Regions from separate parts of the Homo sapiens genome. Here region 2 is linked to region 1. Evidence: chromatin contacts called from ENCODE Hi-C or POLR2A ChIA-PET data. All regions are on one chromosome and are shown on one strand. Each heading gives the region's core, a stretch centred on a gene start or an enhancer-like site at or near the end of the contact. The rest is flanking DNA. Distances are from core to core; before and after follow the strand shown. Region 1 overlaps TRAF7 (TNF receptor associated factor 7). Region 2 holds the start of ECI1 (enoyl-CoA delta isomerase 1).

Region 1 (6,620 bases), core at 3,389-5,888:
TGTGAGTGCTGCGTGGCCTGGCCTGGTCGCATGGTTTAGCGTGTTAGTGCTGCGTGGCCTGGCCTGGTCGCATGGTTAAGCGTGTGAGTGCTGTGTGGCGCAGCCTGGTCGCATGGTTAAGCGTGTGAGTGCTGCGTGGCCTGGCCTGGTCGCATGGTTAAGCGTGTTAGCGCTGCGTGGCGCGGCCTGGTCGCATGATTAAGCGTGTGAGTGCTGCGTGGCGTGGCCTGGTCGCATGGTTAAGTGTGTGAGTGCTGCGTGGCCTGGCCTGGTCGCGTGTTAGGCATGTGAGTGGGCTCCACATGTGCACGTCCTCCTTGTGTCCCGGAATGAGGCCAGGTCTCCTCCGTCCTCCCTCTAGACCAGAATGGAAACGACCTTCGGACCCGCCTTTTCAGCCGTCACCACCATCACAAAAGGTGAGCCCTTAAGCCAAGGCCAGCCCAGGCTGGGAATAACCGGGGCACCCCCATGCCCACCCTGCTAAGGACTGAGGGACACTTCCCGGTGAGCTGGTGTTGGGTGCCAGTGCTGGGCGCGGGCAGCCTCACACCGCAGCCTGTGTCCTCACAGCCTCTCAGCCCTGGGCCTCCCCACTGGACAGGAGTCGGGTGTCCTGCTCCTTGTGCCTCGGTGACTGTGCTGTGCCCTCTCTCCCTGCCCTCTTCATCCCCTCTAGGGAGGCTTGCCCTGACATCTCCAGCACCACCACACAGCCCTGTCCCTTGTCACAGTGATCCCCAGCTTGTCCCCAGTCTCAGGCTCCTGGCCAGCCTCCGAAAGGTCCCGTGTGCCCGGAGGTCTTCTCTTGAGTTTGGCCCTAGGGCTTCAGTAACAGTGCTGCAGTTGTGACATGTTAATAGGAAGGGAGGGAGAGTGGAAGAGATCCATAAGTCTGGTTTGTTTTTTTGAGACGGGTGTCACTCTGTCACCCAAGCTGGAATGCAGTGGCGCAATCTTGGCTCACTGCAACCTGTGCCTCCTGGGATCAGTCCTGCCACCTCAGCCTCCCAGGTAGCTGGGACCACAGGCACCACCACACCTGGCTAATTTTTTTTATGTTTGGTAGAGATGAGGTCTCACCATGTTGCCCAGGATGGTCTCAAATTCCTGGGCTCACGTGATCCTCCTGCCTTGGCCTCCCAAAGTGCTGGAATTACAGGCATGAGCCAGCAAGCCAAGCCCAATAAATCTTCACCTGCACAAGACCACTGGGCGGGATACACGACAGAAACCTGAAGCTTCCCTGCTGCTTCTCAGTCCTATCCCCTAAAAACCAGAGTGCTGCGCTTTGAACGCAAGCGCCGTGCTCAGGGAGACCATGCGGAAGTGGCAGTGCCTTCTTCCCGAGGTGCAGGGCCAGGGACCCTCATTCCGGGGTGGGGTTCTGGGGTGACTTTGTTCTCTCTCCTTTCTGGCACTCTGCCCTTTGTAGAAGCACACTGGCTGCTAATTAGCTTTTTAATTGCTCTGATAAACCTGGCCATGGGGTCATAGGGCCGCCAAGGACACCTGCTTACAGTAGCGCCTCTTTGCTGCTGGTGATCCCCTCAGGGGCTCTCCAGGGGCCCTCTTTTTTTTTCTAATCCTACCCCCCAAAAAACGGTGCCTTTTCATCTACCCTTAGAAGCCCCATGGCCCCTGTCACACGGCGGAAGGTACCCATGATGGGGCAGGGCACGGCTGCTATGCCTGGCCCCTCGGCGGCAGGGATGGGCAGAGCCAGGCAGCAGGGCGCCCACAGGTACCTCACCTGGCCCCTCATGACAGATGGGGAAACCGAGGCCCAGTCACACGGCAGCCTCTCGAGGCCTCAATCTCGAGCCCAGGGCTCATCGTGACATCTGAGCTGGGCTGGTCCTGAGTCCGGGAGGTGTCTCTCTCTGCCTCCCACGTGGACTGACCGGCCGGTAGCCCTGCCCTCTGGCCCTGGCCAAGCTGGGGTGACGTGTGGGCAGGAGGAGGGAGGGCACTTCAGCTCCTGCCCCAGAGGAGGCCACCAAAGCTGGGGCCACTTCCTGGTCCTGGCTGTGCCAGGGACACCAGGATGCGGTCCTGGCCCTTCTGTATCCCAGCCCACACCTCAACCTCAGCTTCCCCCTCTGTGAGTGGAGGCTGTCAGGGAACTCACCTGGCAGAGGTGCCTCAAGAGGCAAATAAAATGGCACCCCCAGCTGCTGCCAGGCGGCCTTCAGAGTGATGGCTGCGTGCTGGCCATGAGCCTCAGCTGGCTCAATTGGGGTGCTGGGGAGCTTGTAGAGGCCCTGAAAGAAGACCCTGCCTGGGGTAGGCAGGGCTGGGGCAGGGGCTACCGGGCTCAGCGCTGGGACTGTCCAGATGTAGACCGAGCCCAGCGTCCATGCTCCTGGCACTGGTTTGACCTTGAGAGGGAACCCAAGCTTCCCCCGTGCCATCCCTGCATGCTTTCCTGCCTGCCTGGCCCTGGGGAGGGCTGTGAGCTACAGGGGACCCACAGGGTCGGGTATCCAGCATGGGCCCCACCTCCCCCACATCTGCTGAGGGAGCCCCCACTGAGACGCCAGCCCTCTTGCCTTGCAGCTGACGGGACCAGCACCTACAAGCAGCACTGCAGGACACCCTCCTCCTCCAGCACCCTTGCCTACTCCCCGCGGGACGAGGAGGACAGCATGGTAGGTCCCTACCCCCAGGAGCCCGTGTGAGCCTCAGCCTCCCCCCATCCTCCCTCCTGGGGGAACCAGGTCCCAGGAGGAGTTGACAGTGAGCTGGTGAGGCACAGGAGAAGAAGAGCACCTGTGGATACCCTGAGGCCTCGGCAGACATGGCAAGTCTGTGAGAAAGGAGGCTCCTGTGGCTGGACTGTGGGTGGCAGGGGGCAGCCAGTGAGGGCAGCTGGGTCAGAGGGCCTGGCACCTGCAGGCCAGGATGAGGCATATTTGGCTCCATCTTAAGGGAGGTGGAAACCACAGAAAGTTCAGTCAGGAGGATAGCACAATAAAATACATGCTTTGAAAGCTTCCTTTGCTGCTGGGTAGGGAATGAGCGGGGTTGCTGGGTCCAGGCAGGGTTTGAGGAGGGGTCCTGATGAGGCGGGGGGAAAGGTGTGTGGACCTAAGCTGTGGGGACACCAGAGGCAATGGGGTGGGGGTTGCGGAACCTGCGCCAAGTGCTGGGGGAGCCGGAGAATTCCCTGTTGCTGGCTGTGTGAGGTGCAGAAAGGATCAGGGCAGTCGGGGGCTGGCTGCTGGTACCTGAGCCCTGTGGCCAGGGTCTCAGTGGCCGTTCCCTGCCATCCTGGTCAATGGCGCTCATTGCTGGGCTCTGGGCCTACCCAGGGGACAGAGGCCAACTCTACCCTGGGCATGAAGGACTGGCCCAGCAGGGGGTGGGGGTGTGTGGGGCCTCTCTGGCAGCTGCCTCTCTCCAGTGCTTGGACACCAGGTGTGGCGGCCCTGCTGGCCCTCTTGGGACCGAGGCCTTTTCTTTTTTCCTTTTTTCTTTTTTTTGAGACGGACTTTTGCTCTTGCTGCCCAGGCTGGAGTGCAATGGTGTGATCTCAGCTCACCACAACCTCCGCCTCCCGGGTTTAAGTGACTCTCCTGCCTCAGCCTCCCGAGTAGCTGGGATTACAGGCGTGCACCACCACTCCTGGCTAATTTTGAATTAGTAGAGATGGGGTTTCTCCATGTTGGTCAGGCTGGTCTCGAACTCCCGACCTCAGCTGATCTGCCCCCTCCTTGGCCTTCCAAAGTGCTGGGATTACAAGTGTGAGCCACCTTGCTCAGCCAGAAAAGAAGTTTTTAATTAATTGAACAAACACACCTGTGTGCCGGGCGCTGTGCTAGGCCGAGGGCGAGTTGGGTATGTCTGGGCCCCGTCCCCTGGGCCTCTGCCTGCCTCGGTCTCCACAACCCGAAGCCACGAGTCCTCCATGTCTGTGGTTCCCATAATCACCTGCTATCCCCATGGGTCACGGTGGCTTTCAAGAGAGGCGGGTACCTTCTCTGTTTGCTGATAGGCCCACACAGGGAGTCCCCCTCCTGCCCTTCCCCCGTCCCCCAGGCCTGCCTGCTGTCAGCCCCTACGCCCAAGAGGGTGGGAGACTCTGGGGTAGTATTGGGCAGGCCCGGGAGAGTGGTTCCCGTGCCAGCTCCTGCTCTGCTCTCGCCCCTGGGGCTCCCTCTGCTGCTGTGGGGCCTTGTGACTCACTTTCTCTGACTCCCTTCTGTTCCCCATGTGCTGCTTCCATGCAGACGGGCCCTTGGGACCCAAAGGGAGGTGGGTACATGGCACACAATGCCCCCCGCCGGCCTTGGGACTGGTTTGCCTCTGTGCTCTGTGGGTTTCATACCCAGGCTGCCGGGAAGGGGGCCAGAGGCTCGGCAGAGCAGCAGCTGGGCCCCTCTGCAGTCAAAGCACCAGGAGAGAAGCCTTGGGCAGTGTGGCTCTTGGAAACTTCTGGAGGTTTCCAGGCCAGAGGGGAGGAAGGGACAGTGTCTGCCCCTCCCCCAGGCTCCCTTGTCGGTGGCTCAGCCAGAGGCAGGCACCTGTGGCCCTCACTCCTGCCCTCGGGAAGCTCAGCCGAGGTTCTCTGGGGGCCTGGCCCTGCCTTCCCTCTGAGCCTCCCAGCTGGGCCTGGTGTCCCCCACCAGCAAGGCCAGACAAGCAGCCAGGCCCGGGGGGCACCTGGAGCCCAGCCGTCGCTCCCTGCCAGCATTCCTGGCCCTTCCATCCTGCGGTCACGGCCTCGGCTGTCCAGGATTGGCTGGTGGAGGTGCCCCCTCACGGCCCACATTCCCCCACGGGAAGCAGGAAGCAGCCCGGGTATATGGAATTGAATAGCAGGAAGTCTCTCCATTTACACAAAGAGAGGTGGCAGGCGTGAGCGGGCAGCCCAGCACCCCGGCCCAGGCCGCCCAGGCGGGCAGGCAGGGACCTGGGTTGCATCAGCTCCCCACGCCCACCCACGGCCCCCGTGGACGAGGAGAGTACCCGCAGGGACCGGGGTGGCCCCAGGGGTGCTGCTGCCCTCGCGCTTCCGCCGGGCTGGGTCCTGTCCTCCCCGAGGCTCTGACCCCGTGCGGAGCCCCCCGACAGGCGCCTCTCCCTCCACACAGCCCCCCATCAGCACTCCCCGCCGCTCCGACTCCGCCATCTCTGTCCGCTCCCTGCACTCAGAGTCCAGCATGTCTCTGCGCTCCACATTCTCACTGCCCGAGGAGGAGGAGGAGCCGGTAGGTGTGGGGGACTCGGCGCAGAGCGGCTTCCAGGGCTGTCACCGCAGCCGTGGCACGGAGGCACCTTCCCCTCCGCCATGCCCGCCCAGCTCACAGGGAGAGGGCGGCTGGGGCCTGACGGGAACTGCAGTGCTTGCTGGTCCGTGGTGGGGACTCGAGGGACCAGGCCGGGTCCCCTGGGCATGTTCCCCCACTCCCCCTTCTCAGGGCTGCCCGGGAACTGGCAGCGGGAAGCACAGGGCTCCAGCAGGGCCCTTTCTAGTCTCACCCCAGGAAGGAGGCGGGCGAGGGCGGCCAAGGCTGGGCGGCTGAACTCATCCTCCGGGGTTGGGCCCTGCCTCTGGGGCCACAGACCTCGCTCTCCCTCCTGGGCCCCGATCAAGCCCCCCAGCTCTAAGCAGGCCTCTCTCAGGACGTGACCCTGTCCTCAGAGGACAGCCAGGCCTGGAGCAAGAGCGCCTGGGTGCCTGGGTGGTGGCGGGGCTGAGGGTGGCCTCCCGCCATCGCCTGCCTTTCCCGCTTGGTTCCAGGAGCCACTGGTGTTTGCGGAGCAGCCCTCGGTGAAGCTGTGCTGTCAGCTCTGCTGCAGCGTCTTCAAAGACCCCGTGATCACCACGTGTGGGGTGAGCCCGCCGCCCTTCCCAGCCCCCCTGCTGCCAGAGGCCCCCACAGGACCCCAGGGCTCTCGGGGGCCGGGGCTGTGGCGCCCTGGCCTTGGTCAAGGCCTGTCCTGGCTGCACTGGGCTTGGGGTACAGCGAGGCCTGTGGCTGCCATGGCCATGGACTAGGGAAAAAGAGGACCCTGCGCCACCCTCAAGCCCGCCCTTTGCCTCCACAGCACACGTTCTGTAGGAGATGCGCCTTGAAGTCAGGTAGGTTTGTGCCCCGGCCCAGGCCTGACGCCGACCGTGCCCATGGCTGCCGAGCAGAGGCGGGCGGCTTCTCCCTTGTCCCCTGCACAGCGTCCGGCCCTGTTTGGCCTCTGCTGGGGTTGGGATGGGGCTGCAGCCGTCCTAGGGACGCTCAGGCTGAGGCTCGGGACCTCCATGAGCAGAGTGGGGACACCCCAAATTCCAGTGTGTCCAGACTCAGAGACCCCACAGTGGGTGTGGGCCGAGGCTCCCCATGCCAGGGTTGGCACCCTCTGGGGAGGCCTTTCTCACTGGCGAGGCTGTCGTCCTCCCGCACGGCGCCCGCTCCTGCCTGCCTCTCCGCACTCTGCCCTCTGCCCTCTTGGCCCCACCCCACACTTTTCCGGGCACAGCTGAGTGTCACAGGTGACACTCCCTCAGCACCTGCTGCTCCTTCTTGGTGGCCCACCTGTGCCCCCGTTCCCATGTTGCGTGCCTCAGAGGCGCAGATGGACAGATCTGGCCCCCATTAGAGGCTCATGCCCACCCGGGT
Region 2 (6,620 bases), core at 4,106-6,605, 81 kb after region 1:
AGAGTCCCCTGCACAAGAACTCAGACCAAAGAGGTTCACCCTTGAGAACTCGCCCTGAAGACTGGCCCACAGAGGATCAGAGAGCATGGGTATTGTTCGCAGGACTGGCTCAGGGCACCCAAGTGATCCTAGTGGGGAGCACTCCAGGAACCCACCACCAGGTGTGCTTAGGGTCCAAGGTGACCCCATAGATGCATGGCTCTCCCTCACTCGCTGCCCACAGCTCTCCCCAGTGTCCGCCTGGACGACGGCCCGGGCAGGGAAGGCTGTCTCCCAGGAAGGCGGTCTCCCAGGAGGGCTGCCTCTTGGGAAGGCTGTCTCCCGGGAAGGGCGTCTCTTGGGAAAGCTGTCTCCTGGGAAGGCTGTCTCTGAGACTGGTCCACCTTCACCTTTGGGAATGATCTGCTTGAGGCCCATGGCAGTTTGGGTCCCTGCTGGGGCACACCCAGACGGTGCTCCTGGAAGCCTCCCGTGAAGGCGCCTGGAGTCCAGGGTGGTGGGGCTGCCGGCTGGCCTGTGCCACACGTTGGCAGGCTCTGCCTCTTCCATGTGCAACAGGCCTGGGCTCACATCAGAGAACTCAGGCCAAGAACTCGGGCTGGGGTAGGGAGCTGAACTAGCACCTACCGAGGTCAGAATGACACCGCGGAAGCTCTTGTCATTCTCCAGCTTCTCCAGGCTGATGACCAGCTCCGTCAGAAACTCCAGGCTCAGGCTGTTCACTGGGGGGTTCTTGAATTTCATCACAGCGACCCCTAATTTAAAGAATGAGAAGAGAAAGCTCACACCTGGCACTGGAAAAGCAGCCTGACCAGCCTGCACCCTCAACTAAGCCATGATAGCTGTGCATTTTGGGGGTTTTATTTATTAATTTATTTATTTAGAGACAGAGTCTCGCTCTGTCACCCAGGCTGGAGTGCAGTGGCGCGATCTCAGCTCACTGCAAGCTCTGCCTTCCGGGTTCACACCATTCTCCTGCCTCAGCCTCCTGAGTAGCTGGGACTACAGGTGCCCACCACCACGCCCGGATAATTTTTTTCTTTTAAGTAGAGACAGGGTTTCACCGTGTTAGCCAGGATGGGCTCGATCTCTTGACCTCGCGATCTGCCCACGTCGGCCTCCCAAAGTGCTGGGATTACAGGCGTGAGCCCCCGCGCCTGGTCCTATTTTTATTTACTTTTTTGAGACGGAGTTTTGCTCTTGTTGCCCAGGTTCAAGTGCAATGGAGCGATCTTGGCTCACCGCAACCTCTGCCTCTTGGGTTCAAGCGATTCGACTGCCTCAGCCTCCCGAGTAGCTAGGATTACAGGTGCGTGCCGCTACATCCAGCTAATTTTGTATTTTTAGTAGGGACGGGGTTTTCTCCATGCTGGTCAGGCTGGTCTTGAACTCCCAACCTCAGGTGATCCGCTCGCCTCGGCCTCCCAAAGTGCCAGGATTACAGGCGTAAGCCACAGCGCCCGGCCTGGGGGTTATTTTTTTATTATTATTATTTTTGAGACAGGGTCTCACTCTATCACCTAGGAGTGCAGGGGTGTGATCTCTGGTTACTGCAGCTTTGACCTCCTGGGCTCCAGCGATCCTCCCAACTCAGCCTGCTGAGTAGCTGGGATTATAGGCAAGCGCCACCACACCCAGTTAATCTTTTTTATTTTTTAGTACAGACGAGGTCTTATTTTGTTGCCCAGGCTGGTCTTGAACTCCTGAGCTTAAGTGGTCCTTCTGCCTCAGGCTCCCAAAGTGCTAGATTACAGGAGTGAGCCCTTGGTTTTTTACATTGAAGTAAGATCGATATAACATAAATTAACAATTTTATTTATTCTATATAAACTGCATGCTTTTTAAATCAACCATTCTCTCTTTCTCTCTCTATCATTTTTTTCTGAGACAGAGTCTCGCTCGTCGCCCAGGCTGGAGTGCAGTGGCGCGATCTCAGCTCACTACAACGTCCACCTCCCGGGTTCAAGCGATTCTCCTGCCTCAGCCTCCTGAGTAGCTGGGACTACAGGTATGCGCCACTATGCCCAGCTAATTTTTGTATTTTTAGTAGAGATGGGGTTTCACCATGTTGGTTGGCCAGGATGGTCTCGATCTCTTGACTTCGTGAACACCTCGCCTCGGCCTCCCAAAGTGCTGGGATTACAGGTGTGAGCCACCATGCCCGGCCAAATTAACCATTTTCTATCTTTATTTTTTTTTTGAGACAAGAGCCTCGCTCTGTTGCCCAGGCTGGAGTGCAGCAGCGCTATCTCGGCTCACTGCAACCTCTGCCTCCTGGGTTCAAGCCATTCTTCTGCCTCAGCCTCCTGAGAAGCTGGGATTACAGGACACACCACCATGCCTGGCTAATTTTTGCATTTTTAGTAGAGACGGGGTTTCACCAGGTTGGCCAGGCTGGTCATGAACTTCTGACCTCAGGTGATCCTCCTGCCTCGGCCTCCCAAAGTGATGTGATTATAGGTATGAGCCACTGTGCCCAGCCTAAATTAGCCATTTTTAAGTAAACAAGTCAGGCACTTACACAATTCAGTATACTGACTGTGTTGTGCAACTATCGCCGCTGCCTAGTTCCAGAACCTTTTCATTGTCCCAAAAGGAATCCCTGTCCCCATGAGCAGTTGCTCCTCATCCCACCCCTAGCCCCTGGAAGCCGCCAGTCTGCGTTCTGTGTCTGCGGTTTTCCTGCTCCAGCCATATTCCATATCACTGGGATACCGCCGGGCTTTGTTGTCGGCTTTGTCCACTTAGTATCATGTGTTCAAGGTTCATCCATGTGGTTGTCATTCCTATTTATTTATTTATTTATTTTATTTAATTAATTAATTTATTTTTGAGACAGATTCTTGCTCTGTTGCCCAGGCTGGAGTGCAGTGGCGCGATCTCGGCTTACTGCAAGCTCCACCTCCGGGGTTCACACCATTCTCCTGCCTCAGCCTCCCAAGTAGCTGGGACTACAGGTGCCCGCCACCACGCCCGGCTAATTTTTTTTTGTATTTTTTAGTAGAGATGGGGTTTCACCGTGTTAGCCAGAATGGTCTCAATCTCCTGACCTCGTGATCCGCGCACCCTGGCCTCCCAAAGTGCTGGGATTACAGGTGGGAGCCACCGGGCCCGGACTCAAAAACATGTTATCTTAAGGTATTGGAATGGGTAGTGTGGACTACACATTGTGAATATACTTACGGCCACGGGGTTGTACATTGCAAAATGGCTAGAATGGTAAATGTGAGGCATATTTTAAAGATTTTTATGTACACACACACACACATTACCTCCGGTAAAAAAGGAAAAGTGTTCGTACAATGACAATTTTTTTACTCGAGTGCCTCCCCACTTTACCATATAAAAAGACAACGTAAGCCGGGCGCGGTGGCTCACGCCTGTAATCCCAGCACTTTGGGAGGCCGAGGCGGGTGGATCACGAGGTCAGGAGATCAAGACCATCCTGGCTAACATGGTGAAACCCCGTCTCCACTAAAAATACCAAAAAAAAAAAATTAGCCGGGCGTGGTGGCGGGCGCCTGTAGTCCCAGCTACTTGGGCGGCTGAGGTAGAAGAATGGTGTGAACCCGGGAGGCGGAGCTTGCAGTGAGCGGAGATCGTGCCACTGCACTCCAGCCTGGCGACAGAGCAAGACTCCGTCTCAAAAAAAAAAAAAAAAAAAAAAAAAAAAAGACAAAGTAGAGTTTGGAGTCAGAAAGTCAGGCCTGACTGAGATTGCAGTGAGCCGGAACCGCGCCATTGCACGCCAGCCTGGGTGACAGAGGGAGCCTCTGTCTCAAAAAAAAAAAAATAATAATTTTTTTTTTTGCATTTTGTTGAGATATATTCAAATATGCTACAGAAATGATCCCTTCAGAAACTCAGTTTTTACAAAAATTAGTGGGCATAGTGGTGGGTCCCTGTAATCCCAGCTATTTGGGAGGCTGAGGAGGGAGAATCGCTTGAACCCAGGAGGCACAGGTTGCAGTGATCGGAGATTGCGCCACTGCACTCCAGTCTGGCGACTGGAGAGCAAGACTACATCTCCAAAAAAAAAAAAAAAAAAAAAAAAAGTCAGTTTGAAGTTGGTCTTAGTTTGTCCCTCTCAAGTTTGTAGAGAGAGCCCAGGCAGCTCCCTCAGCCCAGACAGAGAGGACGGAACCAAGTTCAGAGGCACCAGGAGCCTGGAGTCCTGAAGCTGTGCAAAGTTGGGCACAGCCCTGAGTCTGGGGGGTTGGGGAGGGCAGGGGCTGTGACTTACTTGCGGAGGGGGAGGGCCTCCTCTCAGGAGCCACAGCAGGGACTGCTGCACCGGGAGGTCCAGGTCAGCATGTCCTGGAAGCAGAACTGCTGGCGCCTAGGCGTGCCCTCTCGGTGCCCTCAGCTCGGCCTCCTGTCTGGAGGGAGCGCACAGGCTTCTCTTCCAAAAGTACTTTTTCTATCCTTTCCAGTGGGTTTTACCAAGGGTTCTGACGGGCGGGTAGGTACGAGGTTCTGTGCCACATGGGAGTGTTAACAAACGTAATTTTATTCCAAAAGATTCCAATTCTTTTCCACTTCCAATTGAATAACTTAGATAACAGCTCATATCCCCGCCAACTTTATTTTTATTTATTTATTTATTTTGAGACGGAATCTTGCTCTGTGGCCCAAGCTGGAGTGCAGTGGCACAATCTCGGCTCACTGCAGCCTCCACCTCCCAGATTCCAGCGATTCTTCTGCCTCAGCCTCCCAGGCATAGGCACGCACCACCACGCCCAGCTAATTTTTTTCTTTTGTATTTTTCAGTACAGATAGGGTTTCATCATGTTGGCCAGGCTGATCTCGAACTCCTGACCTCAGGTGATCCGCCCGCCTCTGCCTCTTAAAGTGCTAGGATTACAGGCGTGAGCCACCGCGCCCGGCCTCCGCCAACTTTAAAAACAGAAACTTTTATCTCATGACGAACGAACCCAGGTAGAGCGGCAAGGTTCTGTTTCGAAACTTGGGTTCTAAACACAAACCGAGCGTCGACAGACGTGGTTCTCCGACAGCACCCCGCGAGCGCGGACCCCCGCGGGTCCTGACCCCACGCCCGCCCTCCCTCGGCGCCGCCCGCTCACCTGCGCCCGCGTCCGGCTCCACCAGCACCCGCTGGCTCCCGAAGCGCCGCGCGCCGTCTCCGCCGCCGGCCGCCCGCTCCGTCCGCCCGAGGGCCGCGCCCGGGAGCCGGGCCCCTGCGAAGGCAGCGTGGGGGAGCCCGTTAGTTCCCGGTCCTGGCCCCGGCCCCGGCCCGATCCCTGCCCACCCCGGGTTTCGCACCCGCGCGGAGCAGAACGCGCGCCGGGACTCGCACAGAAGCCACCAGCGCCATCTTGACCGCAACGCGCGGGATAAAGGTCGCGGGCTGAGCTCGCCTCCTGGGGAGGGGGCGGAGCCCCCCCAACTAGGTCCCGCCCCGTTCCCAGAGGCTGGTCAACGCCTCCACCTACCGGCCGAAACAGCCGCTCGCCGCCCTCCGGCTTCACCCCGGGCAGCCGCGCGCTTCCGGGGCAGGCACCTGGATCTGGGCCAGGGCTGGCCTACAAGGAGGCGCAGGCCCACTGCTGAAGCAGCCACGACCAGCTCAGCGCCAGGGCAGGCTCTTCTACAGCGCGGGACACTGTAGGCAAGAGGCTGCCGGTGTTCGTGACCGCGAGCTCTCGGCCGGGCCCAGCTACTGCAGTATCGGCGCTGGAAAGGCGATCAAAGCACGGAACCCCTCCCGAGGGGGCCGTCAGGGAGGCCAGGGGCTGCCTGGGGTGAGCCCGGCCTCCTGCCCCTTTGGGAACAGGATCAGAGCTGCAGGTTTAGTCACCGAAATGGGGGTGGGGGCAGCAGAACCCAGCGGTAAGAACAGGCCACCCGCCTTGCTCAGCACAAGGGCAAGTGCACAAAGGCCGGACCGCAGTGGCACCTTTTTATTTGCAGAGAAATGCCGAAAGATAAGAATACAGTCTGTTCCCGCTGGGCCGTAAGCGGCAGCTCGGGAGTGGGCCTTTGTACTGTCTGGTGTGGGGTTTTGGTCAGACCACTGGGAGCACTGGGCAGTAAGGTCCCAGCTGTGTTGGGTGGTCTCAACTTTTGTTCTCATCTTAAGCATTTCCAATTCTTCCTTGTGTCCCAAACCAATTTTTGAGGTGGAAAAATGGCCACTTAACGGAGGAGGAAGCAAGCCTGGCATGGTGACACACACCTGTAACCCCAGTGACTCAGGACCAGCTGGGTAACATAGCAACAACTTGTTGCTACAAAAAATTCTTAAAAATTAGCTCCTGCTGCTGGGCGCGGTGGCTCATGCCTGTAATCCCAGCACTTTGGGGGCCAAGGTGGGCAAATCATGAGGTCAGGAGTTTGAGACCAGCCGGGCCAATATGATGAAACGCCGTCTCTACTAGAAATACAAAAAATTAGCTGGGCATGGTGGCAGGTGCCTGTAATTCCAGCTACTCAGGAGGCTGAGGCAGGAAAATCACTTGAACCCAGGAGGCAGAGGTTGTAGTGAGCCAATATTGCGCCACTGCACTCCAACCCAGGCAACAGAGACTGTCTCAAAAAAAAAATTAAAAAATTAAAAAAAAATTAGCCCCTGCTACTCTGGACACTGAAGAAGGAGTTGG

The links. Hi-C counts contacts between places; a loop is a spot of excess contacts on that map. ChIA-PET counts read pairs that join two places held with the same protein, here RNA polymerase II (POLR2A). Pooled maps may share reads with other maps.
Region 2: a loop to region 1 is called in a map of endothelial cell of umbilical vein, with 5 times the contacts of the local background. The contact joins the promoter of ECI1 here to the enhancer-like site in region 1. A Hi-C loop is called at or near these places in 3 of 168 maps with a recorded cell type or tissue (Right ventricle myocardium superior, adrenal gland and endothelial cell of umbilical vein) and 4 of 50 pooled maps. POLR2A ChIA-PET finds 5 or more read pairs at or near these places in 11 of 52 experiments (A673, H1, HCT116 and 7 more).

What each region holds. Positions count from the first base shown.
Region 1 is chr16:2,165,518-2,172,137 of GRCh38, forward strand. It overlaps TRAF7 (TNF receptor associated factor 7), which reads left to right. Exons shown (of 21, transcript NM_032271.3): 3 at 362-419; 4 at 2,560-2,651; 5 at 5,097-5,213; 6 at 5,747-5,839; 7 at 6,055-6,088. Among named protein-coding and RNA genes, the nearest start is that of TRAF7, 13 kb to the left of the region's middle. RefSeq lists an enhancer at 1-410. Within about 2 kb of position 4,639, at least 3 of the 41 ENCODE cell types and tissues checked have a DNase peak (open chromatin) inside an H3K27ac peak, as active enhancers do; they include endothelial cell of umbilical vein, where a contact is called at or near this core.
Region 2 is chr16:2,246,232-2,252,851 of GRCh38, forward strand. It overlaps ECI1 (enoyl-CoA delta isomerase 1), which reads right to left and starts at 5,356. Exons shown (of 7, transcript NM_001919.4): 1 at 5,284-5,356; 2 at 5,085-5,198; 3 at 628-755. The coding sequence starts at 5,335. LOC107984839 (a long non-coding RNA gene) reads left to right here and starts at 5,439. Exons shown (of 2, transcript XR_001752052.2): 1 at 5,439-5,762. RefSeq lists enhancers at 4,688-4,817, 5,748-5,807 and a silencer at 5,028-5,497.